Linked DNA regions of Homo sapiens: region 2 is linked to region 1. The links are chromatin contacts, found by Hi-C or POLR2A ChIA-PET in ENCODE. All regions are on one chromosome and are shown on one strand. The core of a region is the stretch at or near the end of the contact, and the rest is flanking DNA. Distances in the headings are between cores, read along the strand shown.

Evidence for each region. Hi-C counts contacts between places; a loop is a spot of excess contacts on that map. ChIA-PET counts read pairs that join two places held with the same protein, here RNA polymerase II (POLR2A). Pooled maps may share reads with other maps.
Region 2: a loop to region 1 is called in a pooled map, with 2.1 times the contacts of the local background. The contact joins two enhancer-like sites. A Hi-C loop is called at or near these places in 1 of 50 pooled maps. POLR2A ChIA-PET finds 5 or more read pairs at or near these places in 3 of 52 experiments (activated B cell, activated CD4-positive, alpha-beta T cell and naive thymus-derived CD8-positive, alpha-beta T cell).

The regions. Positions count from the first base shown.
Region 1 is chr10:124,584,543-124,590,805 of GRCh38, forward strand. The region is part of intron 6 of LHPP (phospholysine phosphohistidine inorganic pyrophosphate phosphatase); the gene reads left to right. Among named protein-coding and RNA genes, the nearest start is that of FAM53B-AS1, 120 kb to the right of the region's middle. Within about 2 kb of position 4,354, at least 15 of the 41 ENCODE cell types and tissues checked have a DNase peak (open chromatin) inside an H3K27ac peak, as active enhancers do.
Region 2 is chr10:124,691,361-124,698,057 of GRCh38, forward strand. It overlaps FAM53B (family with sequence similarity 53 member B), which reads right to left. Exons shown (of 5, transcript NM_014661.4): 3 at 4,798-4,852. Among named protein-coding and RNA genes, the nearest start is that of FAM53B-AS1, 9.3 kb to the right of the region's middle. RefSeq lists a silencer at 1,575-1,766 and enhancers at 5,155-5,334, 5,345-5,594. Within about 2 kb of position 5,376, at least 7 of the 41 ENCODE cell types and tissues checked have a DNase peak (open chromatin) inside an H3K27ac peak, as active enhancers do.

The sequences.
Region 1 (6,263 bases), core at 3,104-5,603:
ACAGTGTTCATAGCAGCTCTTTTATTTATAAATTGCTAATCCTGTTCATGAGAGCAGAGCCCTCATGACTGAATCACCTCCTAAAGGCCCCACCTCGAAATACTATCACGTTGCTGGTTTAGTTTCAATACATGAATTCTGGGGGGACATTCAGACCGTAGCAGGGAGCGTTGCCATCTTAACAATATTAAGTATTTTGCTCCATGAACATGGGATGCTTTTCTGTTTATTTAGATCTTCTTTAATTTCTTTTAACAAGTATCATTAATCCAAAAATCTGAAATCTGGTATGCTCCAAAACCTGAAACTTTCTGAGCACTAACATGACAGCAACAGTGGAAAATTCCACCCCTGTCCTCACGCGATGGGTCGCAGTCAAAACCCAATCAAAACCTTGTTTCATGCACAAAATTATTTAAAATTTTGTATAATTACCCTCAGGCTATGTGTCTAAGCATATATGAAACACAAATTTTATGTTTAGATTTGGGTCCCATCCCCAAGATATCTCATGTATATGCAAATATTCCAGAATCAAAAAATATATATAGAGAGAAATTTGAAACACTTTTGGTCCCATGCATTTTGGATAAGGGATTCTTTACTTGTATTTTGTAGTGTTCACAATATAAACTATAATATAATACAAACAATATAAGCTAAAATATAAAATTTGCACTTCCGTTGTCAAATTTACTACTGAGTATTTTATTCTTTTTGAGCTACCATAAATGGGACTGCATTCCTGTTAGATTTTTTCTTTCTTTCTTTTTTAAGAAATGGAGACTTAGGCCAGGAGCGGTGGCTCGTGCCTATAATCCCAGCAGTTTGGGAGGCCGAGGCGGGCAGATTGCCTGAGTTCAGGAGTTTGAGACCAGCCTGGGCAACACAGTGAAACCCCGACTCTACTAAAATACAAAAAATTAGCCAGGCATGGTGGCTGGCGCCTGTAGTCCCAGCTACTCAGGAGGCTGAGGCAGGAGAATTGCTTGAACCCAGGAGATGGAGGTTGCAGTGAGCTGAGATCGCGCCATCACACTCCAGTCTGGGCGACAGAACGAGACTCTATCTCTAAAAAAAAAAAAGAAAAAGAAAAAAAAGAAAAGATAAGGAGCCTTGCTGTGTTGCTCAGGCTGACCTCAAACTCCTGGGCTCAAGTAATCCTTCTGCCTCAGCCTCCCGAGCAGCAAGCAGGGACCGAGCAGCAGGGACCATAGGAGTATGTCACTGTGCCTGGCTAGATGTGTGTGTTTTCTTTTTTTGGAGATAGAGTCTTGCTCTGTCCAGGCTGGAGTGCAGTGGCACAATCTTGGCTCACTGCAACCTCTGCCGCCTGGGTTTAAGTGATTCTCCTGCCTCAGCCTCCGGAGTAGCTGGGACTATAGCTGTGTGCCACCACACCCAGCTAATTTTTATATTTTTAGTAGAGGCGGGGTTTTCCATGTTGGCCAGGCTGGTCTCAAACTCCTGAACTCAAGTGGTCTGCCTGCCTTGACCTCCCAAAGTGCTGGGATTACAGGCGTGAGCCACACTACACCCGGCCTAGATATGTTTCTAAAACAACATTGTGTAGGAAATTTTTCTTAGGCTGGTTCAAGGCTAACATGCTGAAGGTCCCAGGTAGTGAAGCAGGTGAACCCTGAAGGACCGTGCCCCTCCCACACCCACCCTAGCAGCTGTTCCACATTGTAGATGGATCCCTGCGTCCCTACATTGTCACCTTTCTGTCTAAATGAGAGGTGGGGAGAAGGAGGGGTGAAGACCAATGAGGTTAGTCACCTCAAGGGGTGGGGCCGGTGCAGAGAAAGATGGGAACTGTTCCCTAGTCCTCTTCCTTCTGGAGTTGGGAGGGGGAAATAGCCCTGCCCCAACATGTGATCCAGCATGGACTATGGTCAGTTACAAATATGAGTGAGCCAGGCCCCTGCCCTGAAGGACCTCCCAGATTTGTGGGGAAGACACAAACTCAGCACAGAATGGAAAGGGGCCTGGGGACACAGTGCTGTGCCGAGCTTGGAATTTGTTTCATGAAGGGACAGCCAGCAGTGTCTGTGCAGGTCCAGGGAGGCTCCACAGGGGAAGTGAGATTTGAGCTGAGGCTTGAAAGAAAGGTGGACCGAGAGGAGACGACTTTCCAGGGCAGGAAGTGGCCTGCACAGAGGCCCCGAGGCGAGAAGGACCACAACTCTCCTGTGGACCTCCTCTTTGTACGATCAGTTTTAATTACGCAAAAAAATTATGCAGTTAAAGCTTTGCTCATTTAAACAGACCTTCCCTGGATTAAGAGTAATTAGGTTTTATTGTCATTGTCTTGAAAATTGCCTTGCCATGGACCTGTGAACACAGAATTATTTATATATGTGTGCATAGAAATCATCTCATGGATTTTTTTTTAACTGAGATGAACTTGGGGGATTTTAAAGGTAACAAACAACCCCTTCTGGCTGGTGTGGGGGAAGCCCTAATTTGTAGTGCTTGCTACTTTTTTTTTTTTTTTTTTTTTTGAGACAGTGTTTTGCTCTCGTCACCCAGGCTAGAGTGCAACGGCACAATCTTCACTCATTGTAAAACCTCCGTCTCCCGGGTTCCAGCGATTCTCCTGCCTCAGCCTCCCGAGTAGCTGGGATTACAGGCACCTGCCACCACACCCGGCTAATTATTTTTGTATTTTCAGTAGAGATGGGGTTTGGCCATGTTGGCCAGGCTGGTCTCGAACTCCTGGCCTCAAGTGATCCGCCCGCCTCAGCCTCCCAAAGTGCTGGGATTGCAAGCATAAGCCACCGCGCCCGGCCTCCACTTTCTGTGGTGTAAATATTCCTACCATGGCTGATTTCCTCTGGGGAAGCCATGTCCCCTCCACTTCTACCTTCATGGTCTTTGCTTGTTTATTTTCAAATGTGGCCCAAATCCACCCTGAGGCAGGCGCAGTGGCTCACGTCTGTAATCCCAGCACTTTGGGAGGCCGAGACGGGCGGATCACCTGAGGTCGAGAGTTTGAGCCAGCCTGACTAACACGGGGAAACCCCGTCTCTACTAAAAACACAAAAATTAGCCAGGCATGGTGGCACACTCCTGTAATCCCAGCCACTCGGGAGGCTGAGGCAGGAGAATCGCTGGAACCTAGGAGGTGGAGATTGCAGTGAGCCAAGATCATGCCACTGCACTCCAGCCTGGGAGACACAGCCAGACTCCATCTAAAAAAAAAAAAAAAAAAAAAAAAAAACCAAAAAAACCCACCCTGAGTTTAAAAGAAAAAGGCTAAGAAATGCTTGCTGGGCTGTCTCAGGGGTGGCAGTGGAGCTCCCGTGCCTCCCACAGATGAGGACGTGGAGGCCCTGGCCGAGTGCTGAATGCAGGTTGGGGGACAGGGCTGCCGGCCTCTGTAAGGATGGGGACCCCAGACCCACCCGGTGGAGCTGGGGCTGAAGGCCGTGATAAACACAGCCTCACCCTGGCATTGCCCACCTCCACTGGCCACCAGCTTTGACGGACAGCCCCACTGCCACTGCCCCTCTCCAGGCAGGCCACATTCACAGGTGTTCTGTACAGAGAGCAGAAGTTTGAGAAAACGTGACCCACTGAACAGACACTTGCTGAGGCCCGGGGGCTTCATGTGTCAGGCCCAGAGGTGGCCACAGGCACAACACGCGTCCCTCAGCCTTGCCACCTCTGCTGCCCTCCAAGGTGCCCTGGGTCCAGCTGGCCAGAAGCACTGCTTTCTGGAGCAGCCACTTATGCTTTTACTTTTTTCTCTTCTTTTTTTTTTTAAGACTGAGTCTTGCTCTGTTGCCCAGGCTGGAGTGCAGTGGCACAATCTTGGCTCACTGCATTCTCCAGTTCAAGTGATTCTCCTGCCTCAGCCTCCTGAGTAGCTGAGATTACAGGCATCTGCCACCATGCCCGGCTAATTTTTGTATTTTTAGTAGAGATGGAATTTCGCCATGTTGACCAGACTAGTCTTGAACTCCTGACCCCAAGTGATCCGCCCGCCCAAAGTGCTGGGATTACAGGCGTGAGCCACAGTGCCCGGCCCAGCTTTTTCATTTTGAAATCAATACAAGTTTTTACAGATGTCTGCAAAAAATATCCATATTGATGGATCCTGGCTCCTCAGAATCTGAGGTTTTTACAAATGTCTGCAAAAAATATCCATATTGATGGATCCTGGCTCCTCAGAATCTGAGGTGACAGCAGCTTGCAGAGGACACTGCTCCCCCAACACTGCCTTCCAAGGGAGACATGCCCTACCCCAAGGCCTCCCTTGTCCCCTCCCTCCTCTGACAGTCAGGTCCAGGGGGTCCTGGAGAGGGCACTGGCCCACCCTCCACACATGTTGCACAGTGCCCTGGGAATGAGGAAGGAAGGGCAAAGGTTAGGGAAAACCAGACGTCAGTTTCTTGACCAGCCACAGCCGGTGCAGCGCGGTTATTTATAGCCCTGGTGGAGCGCCCATAAATCAAGGCTTTCCCCAGCAGCGCGGCTGTGAGGGCTCCGAGATGATCTCATGGTGCCCCTCCCTTGAACCATCCCAGAGAAAGGAGGCCTGTCACCTTCAAGGACCAATGCTTCTGCCGGGACTCAAGCAGAACCTGTTCCTGCTGCTGCAAGGTTTACAGGCAGCCTTGGGGACAGTCCGTGCAGAAATGTCAGGAGCCTTTTCCTGCATAAGGCATCTCAGAGCTTATAGCACCTCCTTGGCGGTGGCCGTGCTCGCAGCCTGATACATGGGACCTCTGTCTCACTTGCAGTGTGCACCGCAGGTCCTAATTCCTTATCTGTTCCAACCACAAAAGCTTCCACTGCTGGATGGAGCCCTGTTATCATTCAGGCTTCTGAGCCACCTGGAAGGCAAAGGCCTCTCTGTGAAAATGAAAACTTGGCTTTAAAAAGCTGGCATGGGCTCAGCCATGGAGTTGCTTAGATGTAGTTCACAATCTCGCAGACCCACGGCAGGATTCCACCCAGGAGAAGGTCCTGGAGGTGGCCATGGGGCTCAGCAGAATGAGCCGGGAGGAGCAGGACTGTTGACACGAGAGCAGGGGTCAGGCTCAGTGCACAGGTCCCAGTGTGCAGAGCTCACCCGGCCCCAGCTTTCATCACCCATCTGAGATCGGCCTCCTTCACTCCTGTTCTCTGGGACTTCCTTGTGTGTTAGAGACTCGAGCAAGACCCTTTCTTGTCTATCCCCGGACGGACCCGCCTTTCCCGCATCTCTGGGGGTGAGGTCGGCTCTCGTTCAGGCCTGCAGGGTCCCTGGTGCCGCAGCCCCTCTGGTTGGAAGGCCCCCTGCGTGCAGCCCCGTCCTCCAGCCCCGCTCGGCTCTGAATGAGTTCATTATGTCTCAGCGCGCCCTGGCCGCCAGGCTGGCAGTTCTTCGGGCTGGCGGGGCTCGGGAGCTGTCAGCCTGCCAAATCCAGTTGTTTGACTTCATGTTTCAAGGCCAAATCCTTTCAGGAAAGTTCTCTCCATCCCACCACTCCACCGCCCCCCGCCCTTAGAAAAATAAATGCGTGATTGACTGGCTTTGCAGGTTTTTTATCCATCGTTCTTTCCAAAGAATAGTGTGAACAGCTCATTCGATTCGTTCATGTGACGTCCTCCCTCTCCCAATCCCTGTCTCTCTCTCTCCTTCCACAGCCACATGAAATTGAAGTGGGAGAACATGGTGTGTGAGCATTATTGGGGGTGGGGTGCGGAGCAGGCACTGGCTTTGGTTGAGGTCTGCAAAGGAAAGCACCCCCACTGCCAGGCTGCTCAGGAGTGGCTCCCACCCTCGACTGCGGGGAAGTGCTGGAACCCTCCGCACGAGGGCAACCTTTCTTGGGCTCTGAAGGCGCCTCTCATCCTCTGAGCCAAGAAGACTTCTGACCCAGAATTCTGAGTTGAGTTCCGACGCAGGCGTGGGCGATGGTGAGCAACTCCAGGCTACCCCGAGAAAGCCGCTGTGTGACCCCATTAGGGGACTTGGCTCTCCTGCCAAGCCCCCACCCAGCACCTGTCCCTTGTGTCATGACTGGACTTGTTACTTCTAGCCCAGGAGCTCCAGGTGAAGGGGACTGTGTTGGTCCTGTCTGCCCAGGACTCTCCCCACCCGCACAGTGTACCTGTCCCACAGTGGCACCAACAAGGCTCAGCTGAGCCCTTGCCAGAGGAGACACGGTGGGCACCAGCCCCAGCGCTGCCACCTGCCTGCCTCCTCTGCCACCGAGGGAAGCCATGTCGCCTTCCTGAGCCTGCTTCTCTGTCCACAAAACAAAGACTAG
Region 2 (6,697 bases), core at 4,126-6,625, 110 kb after region 1:
CTTTTTATACATAATGTATGATCCTTCTGCTCAAGTTTCCTGTATGTTCTTTGCCTGTGAAATAATTTACATTAATAAATAATTTATTACCATAACTCCTAAAGTAATTATGGGTTTCCATCCAATTTTTTTTAGCATATGAATTGTTTTGTTCTGTCCATTGACTTGTATTTACAAGACTTTTCCTAGTAGCCTTTTTAAAATAATTGGTATTGCCTTCGCTTTCTTACATATGATGTGATTTCCAGGTCTCCTCCTCGCCTGAGTGCTGAGGAAAATGGAATGTGTGGTGTCCATTGTCCCTGCAATACAAATGCACTGAATGGCTGCAATTAGCCAAGGGTGGTGAATGGAGACTGCGCTCACTCCACTTGCCCTGTTTCACCAAAAAAGATCAAACTAGTACACGTGTGACCCTGGGTCCCCCACTGCAAGTGGGAGAAGATGTGGAGGGAGCCTTGACTGAGAGTCCACGCGTGGCCCCGCTTCTCCCCACACAGGATGACTCTCAGCCACAGCCCAGGCCCCTCTTTGTACCCACTAGAAATGAGAGCCAGGAGCAAGGGCTGGCTCCCTCACCCAGCCGGCTGACCAGGGGGTGGGCCGCACCACGGAGCTGCCACCTGACCCATGTTTCCTGTGTCGAGAGCACAAGAACCAGTCATATAAATGGCTCTTTCCCAGAGAAGCTTTGTAGAGGAAATTCCATTTCAGCAAAGAAGGTGGACTGGGGATGCTCTGGAAGATGAGAAAGGAAGCCAAGAGTCAAAACAGCCTCCGCTGGCAGGAGCCCTGTGGTGGCGGCTGAGCTGGCACCCTAATAAGGGGCACTGAGCCCTGGTGCAGGGCTGGCTGGGCAGCACTCAGCTCTACCCTATCTGCTTCTCCCACCCACGCTTCACGCTGGCTTTGTTCTCTCTTCCACACTGAGAAGAACAAAACCACTTATCTGTATCAAGTTCCTAAACTGGGGTAGGGGACAAGAGTGGGGAGGGGCCCGGTATCCAGCTTGCAATCACAGGGCGTGAAGTGCTTTTAATTAAAATAAATAAATAAATAAATAAAAAGCATAGGCCAGGCGCGGTGGCTCATGCCTGTAATCCCAGCACTTTGGGAGGCTGAGGCGGGTGGATCACCTGAGGTCAAGAGTTCGAGACCAGCCTGACCAACATGGTGAAACCCCATCTCTACTAAAAATACAAAAATTAGCCGGGCATGGTGGCAGACACCTATAATTCCAGCTACTCGGGAGGCTGAGGCAGAAGAATCGCTTGAACCCAGGAGGCGGAGGTTGCCCTGAGACAAGAATGCGCCACTGCACTCCAGCCTAGGAGACAGAGCGATACTCCATCTCAAAAAAAAAAAAAAAAAAAAAAAAAGGCATTGTTGTGAACACTCAATTTATATTAGTTATGTGTTTTATCTAAGTGGGTGCAGAGGAGGCTGAGCTACTTGAAAGGGTGGCATTTTAAAAAGTGACCAGGGTGCTGTGCTCCTTGCTCTACTGCACTTGCCCAGATTTTCTGCAGAACATTTGTGAAACTTGAACTCATACTGGCTCCCAGCGAGGACCCTGGCATGGGGGCTCAGGAGGAAAAAATCCTGAGTCACAGGGCCAACTGTCCCCAGCTCTCATGGGAGAATTCCACTGATCAGCACCAGAACATGAGTCCTTTATCTTCAGGAGACAGGCTGGGGGTTGGTGATTATGATAATTTGGTGTTTTATCTTCGCACAGCATTGTCCAGCGCTGGAAGGGCCCAAAACCCTCTTGAAAAGTCTAGCCGGCCCCTCAGAGTATTCTCTTCCCCACTGTTGAAAAGCAGGCACGCCGGGCGCGGTGGCTCACGCCTGTAATCCCAGCACTTTGTGAGGCTGAGGCAGGCGGATCACGAGGTCAGGAAATCAAGACCATCCTGGCCAACATGGTGAAACCCCGTCTCTACTAAAAATACAAAAATTAGCTGGGCGTGGTGGCACACGCTTGTAATCCCAGCTACTTAGGAGGCTGAGGCAGGAGAACTGCTTGAACCTGGGAGGCGGACGTTGCCGTGGGCCAAGATCACACCACTGCCCTCCAGCCTGGCGACAGTGAGACTCTGTCTCAAAAAAAAAAAAAAAAGAAAAGCAGGCACACCTCAGATGAAATCTCGCTGCCTGGGTGGAGTGCACTCCCAGTTCATGGAGCACACGGAGGACTGGAGAGGTAACCTGAGCTTCCACTAGACAGAGTGCACGGGGTAAGGCTCCTGACTGCTGACACCCGCTCCGCTCCAGCAAGCGCAGGAAAGGGATAGAGGTGGGAGGGAGGATGTGTGCTAGTGTGTGGCCGTCTCCTTAAATCCTCACAACTTGCAAACTGAGGAAACCTAGCCGGGAAGATGGGGTGGTATCCCCATAGCTCAAGGGCCTCCACATCTCACGGGAGTTGGCCTAAGCAGTGCAGAATTCACTGTTCGTTGATCTTTCTCCTCCACCAGACAGAAAGCTCCCTGAGAGAAGGGGCAGGGTCTGATTCACTCTATCCCTCACCAGGTGCCTGACACACAGCAGGTGCTCAAGTCATATCTATGACAGCAAGCCACTGAAAATGAAAACAAACTGCAGTCAGTGAAACACGTCAGTGATGCACAGCCATGCAGGTCAGGGTTTTCCTGAATTAGGGAGGGGCCGACCAACAGAAAGATGAGACCCATGGAGAGAGAGCAGCAGAGGAGAACAAGGGGACTCCACAGACCTCCCACCAGTACAACGGCTCCCCGCTTCTCCCTCTGCTGCCTGGCAGTGCCCTGGCACTGTCCCACAGAGCAGAAGGAAGACAGGACCCTGCTGAAGAGGAGAAGAGCCTGGGACGGAGGCATTGGGACCCAGCCAGCACTTCCTAAAGAGCCACTCTGTAAACAGGAGTCTGCAGACACAGCGTAGTCCCTCCTGGAAACCATGGCCTCCCCGGTAGAAAGCAGGTTGCTGGGCTCTGCAGCCTCCGATAGACTCTCCTGGGCCATCTGGACTTTTTCCCACACACCTCCCTTCTCCGGGGCCTCTGCCTTGGTCTCTGGGCCTCAAGACCTGGCCCTACAAGGGCGACTCTCTCTGTCATCACAAACCCACCAGACTTCCACCTTATTATAACTTACACAGTGCAAAGACTAGAAATCCTTGAAATAAAGACCAACATCTCCACAACCCAGTTTACTGGTCTGGCCCGGTTGACAGCTAAAGCCTAGGCAGGGTTGAGGGGCTGGGCATGCCGGGGCCTCTCTCTTTCCCAGCATGACGCAGGAAGGAAGCGCAAAGGTGAGGTTGTCCCAGGAAGCAGGCGAGGAGGCAGGCTTCTGAGCTATGTGTCTGGGGCCCTGAGGGTTTGCTGAAAGCTGTAAACCACCGGGGAGGTATTCAATCCTGTGGGGACGGGCCTCCCAAGTATGTCACATGGAAAACCAGGGCCAGCTGATCTCCCTGTCTCCATCTTCTTCAGTGGCAGCATCAAGAGCACCGCCAGGTGTCCCAGAGCCATGGCAGGTGGTTGAGAAGAAAACAGTCTCCCTTCGTCACCCACCTGAGTCCAACTCCGCTTACTGAGGGACCTTGCAGAGGGCCACCTCACTAGACCTCAGTTCTCCCGTATGTGAATGATGCCACTGGCAGAGCCAGCGGGGCCCAGCATGTAAGGAGCCTGGCACAGTGCTCAATCTGACACATCACCTCATCTATGGCAACTGTATCTGAAGAAGAAAAACAAAACACCGCACATGGAGGGAGGACCGAGAAGGAAAGGCAAGGGAGACTCTGAGGTCTGACCAAAGTAACCTTTGAATCTGAAAGCCCACAGTCATCATCATCTATCATCTGAGAGTGGTTTCTGAGTCCACGCAGACGTTACAGAAACTCATCCGGCAAGACGTCCCCAAAGGTGGGCAAGGAGAGCCACAGAGAGACACTGAGAGGTCAAACAATGCCCAATCATCTGAAGCATCAAGTAATCAATGGTCATCTTTTTTACCGCCTATAAAAAACAGTAATTCACACTTGCACAGAAACAGAAGATCAAGGCAATCTTCTCTGGAAGGCATGTCAGCAAAATGAATCAAGAGCCTTAAAAATGTCCCTGCCCTCCAGCCTGTCTATTCCACTCCTGGAAACTATCCTAGCAAATCATCACAAAGGCAGACAAAGAATTAGGCACTTACCTAGCCACTGTTCATCACAACAGCAAATAAAACAGCCTCTTGACCCAACAGCCTAGATGTAGTTACATCACTAAAGACATTCTGATACATTTACCACCCAATGCGGTACTGTAGACCATTAAAATGCATGGAATGAACAATTTTAATGCTGTGGGAAGATGATGGTAACTACTCCAAGTGAAAAAAGCAAACAAATATAGTTTTACATAATTATATGTTCATCGTGGAATGGGCTATATAAAAAATGCTAAGAACATAAACATACACAAAAATATCAACAGTAACTCTCCCTGGGCATTGGGGCTACGAGAGATTTTTATTGCATACTTTACACTATTGTGCATTTTCTGAATGAAAAAAATCAACATGAATTACTTTAATCATCAGACAGAAATTCTCAATGTTGGAGTTGTAAACCACACACCAGTGCCTGTCCCTTCACTCAGGCACCGTAGGGGACCAAAATAGTTAAAACACACAGAAGAGTCCCGGGGCTGCTCTTTTTGAACTTGTGTCCAGAAAGTGCTTTGAGTGTCTCACCTGGAGGACTCAGACCCTGGCTGGAAGGACTAGGAGGACAGCTTCCAGGATGGCCTTGAGTACTTACCCATAATTCCACAAGAGAAAAGTGTAGGTCCTTGACTCATCTTCTTTGGCGTGTGCTGAAAACAACCAGAAAAGCTATTCACTCTTCAAATCATAGGAAGCATGTTTGCACTGACTCTACTGATCCCTTCTAAAGTCACAATAAAAGGGTGACTGTCCTTTGCCAATGTCAGATCAGGGAAAGGAGGAAAAGGTATTCAAAGAGAAAACATCTGCACAAAATTAGGCCCAGATTTTTTGTCCCAAGTCTCTAGTGAGTTATGGAGTCCATCGAGTTAATGGGCTTTGAAAACACACAGAAAGCCCCACGACTTCTGACACGAGGGGATTTTTCCACATAAGTGATGTGGAGGCGGCCCGGGGGCAGGATGGATGGTAAACAGTGGAACAAGCTTCCCTGAGCTGGGCTGAGAAGAGACCAAGAGAGGAGGGGACCTCCCTGGGGACACGAAGAACCTCAAGTAGGGAGCAGAGGGCCCCAGGTCCGACTCCGAGACCCCTCCCTTCCAGATCCAGGGAGAACAGCTCTCCCGCTCTGGTGAGAAGCATGGGGAGAGCTCGGAAGGGCTGGCGTCTGCTCTGCAGACTGTTTTGTGGCTACATCGAGTCCCCTTGAGGCATTTTCTCTGAACTGAAACAGAAACTCAAGGGTTATATTTGGTCTCAACATAACAGCTATGGCTTTTGAACTCCTTGGCCCTGTATTTCCACAATGGTTTCCCTTTCCACTGCAAACATTCTACAGCTTCCCTGATGCCCCCCGCCTACCCTCAACTGAATGCTATGGCCACCAGGCAGAATAGGCCAACGAGGCCTAGAAGAACCCCAAATCCAGGGCACTTGCTCCATGGCTACACAGTAAGCTGGGTGTGGAATATTCTGGGGGTTCCTCATGCTAGGTGATACCCAGGTCAAGAGGCTCGCTCGGTCCTCTCATGAGCAGAGACTACCCAGCCAGAGCCCCAGGAAGGAGCTCTGCCTCAAGTGCTCCAAGGCTTCCTCACTCACTCGCCCACTCGCTCAGTGGGCACGGGCTGGTGATTCTTCCTAGGCGGGCTGTGCTGGGGGTTGATCATGCAATGATGAAAGGAGCTCTTAGCCCCAGAGAAATGAGCCTGTCACAGAAGGCTCTGACTTCTAAAAGGAACCCTGAACACTCCCCATATCAAAATGACACAAACAGACAAGACTTCCAGGCTGGTAAGTGGACAAGGGCCCAGGTTCTGGCTCTTTAAGGCCTGGCAGGAGGATGGGGCTGACTAGGAACGCCTGGCCCCTCCAGGTAAGAAGGCGGCAAGCACCTGGCACCAGCTCCCTCACTTCATCCCCATCCACCCAATCCAGGGACCTCTGCACAAGGTCAACGCCGTGTTCATCCCACGGGGTTACTAAGGGTCCATGCTGACCAACCTGGGGACACAGAGGTGAAGGAGGGCTCACTCTTCATGGAAGACGGTCACAGACAAACCACAGGGAGATCAGGGCTGGAGGGGATGTCCAGGGCAAGTGTGCTGGGATGAGGGTGGAGGTCGGGGCAGCCTCCTGGGGGGGATGCTTAGACACTTGATGAGGACCACAGGAGCTTCTAGGGCGGAAGGGGAACGGGGCAGTCCTCCTACAGGTTGCCCTCCTCAGTTTAAAATGATCCTAACAGTATCATCAGGCTCAGTCACCCTCCTGGATTCCACAGTGATGTAACCATCCCCTCTACCGCCATCTGTGGAAATATCTGGGAAGAATTCAAAATGGCTGCACCTGCTTCCTCCCATCCCCCAACACAATCCCAGCTGAGAGGTGCAGCTGAGAACACACCGAAGTCATCCAATGGCAAGTGGATGACAAGCGCATGAGAGCACTGCTGCTGGGGCTGCACTGCCTGCACAGCTGAGAGCTCAGCCTGT